2 separate regions of the Homo sapiens genome follow, and region 1 is linked to region 2. Evidence: chromatin contacts called from ENCODE Hi-C or POLR2A ChIA-PET data. All regions are on one chromosome and are shown on one strand. Each heading gives the region's core, a stretch centred on a gene start or an enhancer-like site at or near the end of the contact. The rest is flanking DNA. Distances are from core to core; before and after follow the strand shown.

The links. A loop is a pair of places that touch in the nucleus more often than their neighbours do. ChIA-PET counts read pairs that join two places held with the same protein, here RNA polymerase II (POLR2A). Pooled maps may share reads with other maps.
Region 1: a map of endothelial cell of umbilical vein shows a loop between it and region 2 (2.1-fold over the local background). The contact joins two enhancer-like sites. A Hi-C loop is called at or near these places in 13 of 168 maps with a recorded cell type or tissue (CD8-positive, alpha-beta T cell, IMR-90, Right ventricle myocardium superior and 6 more) and 8 of 50 pooled maps. POLR2A ChIA-PET finds 5 or more read pairs at or near these places in 1 of 52 experiments (activated naive CD4-positive, alpha-beta T cell).

The regions. Positions count from the first base shown.
Region 1 is chr2:54,414,006-54,417,864 of GRCh38, reverse strand. No RefSeq gene overlaps it. Among named protein-coding and RNA genes, the nearest start is that of SPTBN1, 40 kb to the left of the region's middle. Within about 2 kb of position 1,579, at least 11 of the 41 ENCODE cell types and tissues checked have a DNase peak (open chromatin) inside an H3K27ac peak, as active enhancers do; they include endothelial cell of umbilical vein and heart right ventricle, where a contact is called at or near this core.
Region 2 is chr2:54,358,459-54,362,639 of GRCh38, reverse strand. CIMIP6 (ciliary microtubule inner protein 6) reads right to left here. Exons shown (of 5, transcript NM_001100396.2): 4 at 3,566-3,681; 5 at 1,059-2,437. The coding sequence ends at 2,078. Among named protein-coding and RNA genes, the nearest start is that of CIMIP6, 30 kb to the right of the region's middle. Within about 2 kb of position 2,344, at least 13 of the 41 ENCODE cell types and tissues checked have a DNase peak (open chromatin) inside an H3K27ac peak, as active enhancers do; they include endothelial cell of umbilical vein and heart right ventricle, where a contact is called at or near this core.

The sequences.
Region 1 (3,859 bases), core at 330-2,829, 56 kb before region 2:
CACAGGTCTCCGGGCTAGACAGGCCTGAGGCTGAATTTCAGCATCATGATTGACTAATGTTAATACTTGGAGCAAATCACTTAGCCCAGCTTATCTTAAAACCTGCCCAACTGCACCAAAATCACTTGAGGGAGAACATAATGTTCATTCAGAAGCAGGGAAGGGGAATCATTTCCTTGTTGGTAAAAGAACAATATTATTATCTACCTTCAAAGTATTTTGAGAATTGACATCTAGTAGGACATCAGAAATGTTAGTTCTAGCCTGGGCAACATAACAAGATCTCTATCAAAAATTTAAAGAAATAAAAAATTAGCCAGGCATGGTGGCACATACCTGTTGTCCCAGCTACTCTGGAGGATGAGGCAGGAGGATTGCTCGGGCCTGGGAGGCTGTGAGCTGTGATCATGCCACTGCAGTTCAGCCTGGGTGACAGAGAAAGACCCTGTCTCAAAAGAAAAAAAAAAGAAGAAAAAAGAGAAATGTTAGTTCTGTTCTTCCCATCTTCTTTCTTTGTTATTTATTTATTTATTTATAATTTTTTCTCCAGTCTGTAGAACCTGTGAACTTCCCATCTTCTTTCTAAAGAAGTCTTACTAATTTGCCATTCGTCTCTCCTCCTGGCCCCTCCTACTTCTGTTTCCTTTCCTCTATTCCCCTCCTTTCCCATCTCCTTCCCATCTTTTTTTCTCCTCTTATCCCCTCCATTTCCCTCCCCTCCCTCCTTGGATCCCCACTTCTCTTCCTGTGCCCCCAACTCTTCTCCCCTTCCTTCCCTTCTGTGCTTTCTCATCTCCTCTTGTCCCTTTCCCTTTCCCTCCCTTTTCTTTCTCTTCCCTCAAGGATCCTGAGACCAGAATCTCCTAAATAGTGAGACCTTATTTTCACCTTACTAATGTAGAGAAACTATGGACTGAAATCTGGAAGGACCTGCTGTGACCTCTTTCTATTCCAACTCTCACTTCATCCATGAGAGGACTGAGAACCAAGGAGGTTAAACCCAAACCCAGATACCCTGACTTCTGGTCAGTGCTCCTCCTAATACATCACCAAGTCCCCTCTGTGTCTATTCTATCAACGCGACGTGATGGCTCCTCCCCATCTTCACTTAGCAGTTTATCAGGAGGCTGGGAAATACAGAGAGATGAATCATTGCTGTAGTTTGTTCCTGAAGAGTGAGGTAAGGTCTTGTAACTTCTGAGGCTACCAGAGAGAATGCACCACGGCACATAAAACAAAAAGGTCAAATGTCACCATCAAATGTGCAGTGTCCTCCCTAGCTGGTCAGGAAAAGGAGGCCTATACAAATGGCAAGGAAAATAATCTGTGGTCATTTCCACAGAGAACCACAGCTTTTACACTTCCGCTTAATGTCCCTGGAAAAAGAACAAAACAGCGTCCTGCAGGAGATAAGTCTGGTGAGGAAAACAGATAATAAGCTTGGTGAAAGCAGCCAGAGACCCAGCCACCACACAATGCCTCCTCCAAGTTCCTTAGTGGAAAAATTAAAGGCAGCACCAGACTTCCTTTGCGTGCATTAGCAGAGGAAGAGGTGCTTCCTGGTCCTGCCCCACTCTCTCCTCACACCGGTTCCACCGGTCCTGTGGTCTTGGCTCTAAATGTCAGGGAGGGAAGCTGGAAGTGGGTGCTAAGGTGGTACTCACCTCAGGAAGGGAGGGACTAAATTAGAAGGGTTGGGTCTCACAGAGTGAGCTACGTGTTCTGTAAGGCAGATTCCTTAGTTTTGCATGACAGTGTTGAATTCCCATTTGTATGTCTGAACTTTTAATAGAGTGGTGTTTACTGGCCTTCCGTCTGTTGCACTCTGGGGAGGGCTAGTGTCCCTATGCGGGGCCAGGGCATTAGAGAGGGCATGGCCCCTGCTTACTCAGGCTCAGGAGGACAGCAGGGATTAGGGCAGAGAAGGGGAAGAAGAGGCAGTTCTCTAGAGACAAGAGGTAGGTTGGTAGTTGTCAAGGGCTGGAAGGAATGGGGAATGACTGGTAATGGATTTCTTTTTGGGTTGATGAAAATATTCTGGAATTAGATGGAGGTGATAGTTTCACAACTTCATGAATATATTAAAACCACTGACTTGTGTGCTTTCAATGTGTGAATTTTATGGTGTGTTAATTACATTTAAATAAAAGAAATGTGATGATAACAAAGAAGGAATGGTGAATTTTGGAGCAATGCTAAGTGCTGTCAGGACCAGCTGCTCTCCCCCAGGTATCCTGCCTGCATTTCATAAACATTTTTAAGTGTCATATATTTTCATAATTTTCATTCTTGTAGTGGAATTATGGTCCACTGTGTACCACAATTCACAAAGAGATATCTCCAAGTTGGTCATTTAGGAATGTTTCTTTTTTTGCTGTTATAGGTGTCAAACAAGGGCAATAGAGCTCTGTTTTCACTCTGCCGCAAATCTTGGTTTTTCACAAACCTTCTCTGGAATTTATATTCCCACACTACTGTGAATATATAGTTAAATTGTTTGCTATTTTAATTCTTGGTGCCTTTTTCCCCATAGTTTTACATGGTCTCCTTCATAATCTTTTCTCAACTCTGCCAGCTCTCTGCTTACCTACCTCACCCACCTCATCATGAAAATCAAGCTCTTCTGACCTCATCTATGTTTCCACTGCTGGACTTACAGCACTGTTTTGTAATGTATTTACCCACCTGGCTCCTTTGCCAGACTGTGAGCCCCCTGAGGTCACACACAGTGTCTTATTAATTTCTGACTCCCTGTTGCCTTTGCTTGGCAGAAGGAAGGTGTAAAATATATGTTAATTGGATTTAATTGAATTGCTGAGGCTCTGAAGAACAGTGTGGAGTCTGTCCCTTTGCTTCGGTTGAATTACTATCCTTAGTGCCAATTACAAGAACTGGAATTGCTGGGCCAAAGGGCATGGATGTTTCTCCATGCTTGCCATATTGCTTTCTCAAAAGTGGTACTAATTTGTAGTGCCACCTGAAATGGATGAGTGCGCCAATAGCGCTGTCACCTTGCCAACCCATCATTTTTCAAAATGCTAGTTTAGTAGGTATCAAATGATATTTCAAGGTTGCTTTAATTTGCATTTCTTTGATTACTCCTAGGGCTGAACATTTTCTCAGGTGTTTATTTACTGTTTCTGTTTCTCCTTGGGGGAATTGCTTGTTCATAGTCTTTGCCCATTTATCAAAATGATGAAATACAGCTAATACATTTGAATAAGCTCCTTGTATATTTTATTTATGATCCTATAGTCTATCGTATTTGATATATATTTTTCATATTTTATATTTTGTTTTCTTCTGTTTTTGCTTTTTTACATTGTACAGAAGTTTAAAATGTATACATGTGTGTACCTATCTCTTTCTTTACAATTCCTTATAAAATTTCAAGAAAAAGTTCTTCCTCACAGATGTGCTAAATATTTTATTCAATGTTCTGTTCTTTTTTTCAACATAAAAAGTTAACTTAATCCACCTAGAGTATATTAAGTACTTAGTTACTTTTAAAATTGCTATCACAAATTCCAAAACCTCTTATCAAATAAAACTTGTATCAGTTATATTATTTGATAGCAAGTAACAAAATCCAACTAACAGTGGCTTAAACAAAAAGGGGCTTTTTCTTCTCACTTTATAGGAAGTCGCAGTTGGTAGGGTTGGCAGCATTTTGGTGTCTCTGTGATGTGGGTCCTGGAGACTGGAATGCTCTGGGCCCTTCTCTCATGCTACCTCCTCATGATTCCAAGATGGCTGCTGAGCCTCTATATTCAAAGCAGGAAGGAAGGGCAGTAAGAGCCACGTCAGTTCTTTTAATCAGGAAAACAAACATTTTCTTCCAAACCTACCAGCAGACTTT
Region 2 (4,181 bases), core at 1,095-3,594:
GGAGGTGGAGATTGCAGTGAGCCGAGATCAAGGCACTGCACTCCAGCCTGGCTCTGGAGAGACTGCCTCAAAACAAAAAACCACACATACACACACAGACAGATAATGAGAGACATAGACGATAGATCCAAGTGTTCAAACATTTAGCTAATAGCTGTTCCAGAAAGAGGGAAGAGAAAGAATGGAAGGGATGGAAATAACAGAAAAGGCAACATAATAAAATTTTCTAAGGTGGAAAAAAACCAAGGATCTTCAAATTGAAAGTGTTTTAATTCTTTTATCTCCAGTTTTGAAATTATATGTTTTAATTCTTTTATCTCCAGTTCTGAAATTATAGTCATTCTTTTGTACTGCAGACTCTTGCTCAGTTTGGTTTTCTTCTTGGTGTGATTTGTAATTTTTGTTTGTGACTATCTTTAACAGGGATTCCTTTTTTGTGTTGATCATGAAACTCTCTCCAGGGAGGGTTTGCATTTGCTTTTGTCAGGGACTTCAGTGGTATCACTAGAGGAATTTTTTGGTTTTGTGTCCTAAGAGAAGTCTTACATGTAAATTCATATTCCTAACTGGAGCATGGTACAAGCTTGGGGTTTTACTTTTTCACAAGGAGTTTATTCACTATCCATAGCTCCAGGCAGAGGCAAATTTTCTTGCTATCTTCCTGGTTATATGAGTGGAGTGGAGTCTGCCTTGTACTGACAGGCCAGCCATTTGAGAGTTCTAGCTTTATGCAGATTTCAATTCTATCTTTCTACTTTGGAGGACATAAGTTTCCATCCCTGTTCCAATGAGGATAAAAATTCAAGTCCCTAGGCTTTAAGACCTTTTTCCAAACATGCTAACAACCTCTCCCTTCCCTGTCTTCATACCAAAACTTGCATTCTAATTTTTCCAATTTTATAGTAGTATACCTATGGTGTTGAAGACTATGGAGCTATTAAAATAACAAGGTTGCCTACATATGTTGACAAGGAAAGATCTCCAAGATATACATTGGAGATATATATGTGGCAAGAACTAGAAGTCCCCAACACAAAAAAATATAATGACATTCATTATTTTGCAGTTTATCACAATTTCTTTAATGGAGAATAAATGGATAAAGATATAGCTGTAGTCTTATCAATACTGCAGATAATAGTGAGCAGCTGATATTTCCCAATGGAAATTTGTAAATACTCTTTATAACAGAGGAATACTCCACCTACTTCCACTTGTATGCAATATAACATATCTTATAATAGATACATTTTGGCACACCAAACACACCAAATTGGAAGTAGAATTAATCCTTACCAAACTCATCCAAAAAGCAAAGGTTGAGTTGGTGCTAGAAATGATCTGAGTAAAATAGAAAACAATTTAGAAAATACTTCAATATTCTAAGTACCCATATGTCTTTGAATTAAGTGTGTATGTGTCTGTGCATCTTGTACTGGCAGAAGTATTTTTAGATTTTCACACTTTTAATTATATATGGAGGAGTTCTAAGTTTTAGAATAATGAGGAAAAATTAAATATATAAGAGAACATTATCCTTAAATTGAAAATTGAATTATAGTAGCAGTGATGATATGATTACATTGACCACTTACTGATCAATGTGCATAATCACATCCTCAATAATCTTACGAAGTTGCTATTTTCCTAATTTTACAGTTGAGAAAACTGAAGTCTAGAGAGGTTAAGTTACTTACCCAAGGTCACACAGCTCAAGGAATGAAGTGAAGCCAACATTCCAACTCTAGTTTGTTTGATTCCAAAGCTGTCCACTCATGTCTAACAGGGCCTCTCTTCTAAAAGTATTATATTTGTTAATTACGATCATGTGTTGTGCAAAACAAAGTTGTGTTCATAAAGAATGTGACATAGAAATAATGTCTCACTCCACTTATTGGAGACCACTCTTATTAATAACATTTGGTTGTATTTTAATTGTCTTTTTTCTCTTTTTCCATTTACATAAATTGTATGTTCTGAAGTTACTGATAACAGAAAAGTAAATGTGAGGGCCAAGATGATGATTGTGAAATTTCCCTATATTCCAGGGATTAGATTTTTATCTGAAGAAGGTAATTTATTCTGATTTTTTAATTGGTGGATTTAAAGGCTTGTGCCTAGTGAAAAGAGCATCTCCTACAGTTGTTTGAGTGGCGCCTGAGGTCTTTTCTCTGCTCTCAGGAGTGCTGGGGCATGCCTTGGCTGCCTGTCTGACGTCTGTTTCTGATAAGTGAGTTTTAGGCTCTAACAGCTCCTGAGAATTTTGTTGGCAGAGACCTGGTGAGATCATTCTGCTTTCCGCTGAGTTTCCTTTCTCTGTTTTTTTGGACTGTTCTGATGAACGTGACCCTGGAGTGTTCAGTAATACCTCTGCTCCTTTAGGAACTGTTGGCCTACTGCCTGGTTTTATCTCTCTCTGTACAAAAGCTCCGTGTCTCTGGAAAAGAAAACAAAGTCGACATTAACCAGGAGAACGCAGATTGCTGGAAGATGCAGCTGTGAACTGAATTTGTGCGTTAGCTCAAGTCCTAGTCAGTGATGCAGGCACTTCTCTGCCTCTTCATTGGTGTCACCTCAGTCCCAAACTAGACACCACCATATATGGGTGAACCTTTTAAATTATAAAATAGGGTGCATCAGAAAATGAACAGGAAGGAAAAAGGCAGAATGTCAAAGAAGTAGCAGCTCATCTCCCATTCTCAACTTTTTTATCATTTGGACTGTTTAAGACTATTCACATCAAATTTCATTTCTTGCTCTAAAGATTGCTATGGATACAACAAAAACTACAGTTCATAGACCTAAGAATTTATGATTGCATCCCAAATGCCTATTAACGCTGATGAAAAGCTAAGTAATAATAAAATATGAAAGCAAACATCTATAGTTGGAAAAAAATCCAATAATTGACAATTACATTTCTATTTGGCTTTATAAACCTTACATGCATCTCCCTGCCACACACATGTATTAAGCATATCAAAACATTTGTCAAACTGCTTTGATATTATTACTATTATTATTATTATTATTATTATTATTGTTATTAGAAATGAGACTTGCTATGTTGCCCAGGCTGGCCTCAAACTCAAGTGATCCTCCTACCTCAGCTTCCAGAGTAGCTGGGACTACAGGCGTCAAGTCACTGTGCCCAGCATGCTTTGATATTATTTTACACAAATTATTTCAATAATTTAAGTAGACCAAATTCCAAAGACTGATTCAAATTATTATGTTTGGATTGATTGATTGAGATGAGGTTTCATTGTGTCACCCAGGCTGGAATGCAGTGGTGCAATTACGGCTCACTGCAGCCTCGAACTCCTGGGCTCAAGCAACTCTCCCACCTCACCCACCTGAGTAGCTGGGACTACAGGTGGCACCACCATACCAGGATAGTATTATTCCTTACATTTTACTATGGTATGTGGCTAACATTCTATCCTATTAATAACTGAAGTAGTTTGTTTAAATAGACAGAAAGATAATTATGACTTGAAAAAGCTTAAAGTTCTACAAATCTACTCTGTCTTAAAGTATTAAATAATTCTAAATACTGCCTCACCTTTCCCTGGAGAGGCTCATTCGGAGTTTTTCTGGCATCATATTGATGTATAAAAGAGATGTATTCTATAAAATTGTTTTGAAGTTCTGCTGATGTACCAGGAGAGGCAAGTGGTACTAAAAAAAAGATTTTGTGAAGTCAGGACAAAAAATTAGATTTGTTTATGGACATATAATCAGTATTAATAATATAAAATATGGTAACAAAACTAAATTCTTGAAGTATGCAAGATTATTTACACAATCTAAATAATAAATAGAATGGATTCACCATTCTTTCTTCATGAAAAGAGCCAAATCAAAACAACCAAATTAGCCCCACGTGTGGAATTATTAGTAATTTTTAAAACTAAAATTAATATTAATACAACAATATGGTCAGGCATGGTGGCTCATTCCTGTAATCCCAGCATGCCCTGGGAGGAGGCCAAGACAGGAGGATTGCTTGAGCCCAGGAGTTTGAGGACTAGCCTGGGGAACATGGTGAAACCCCATCTCTACAAAAAATAAGCCAGGCGTGGTGGCATGTGCCTATAATCCCAGCTGTTTGGAAGGCTGAGGTGGGAGGATCGCTTGAGCCCAAAAGTTCAAGGCTGCAGTGAGCCATGACTGCACCA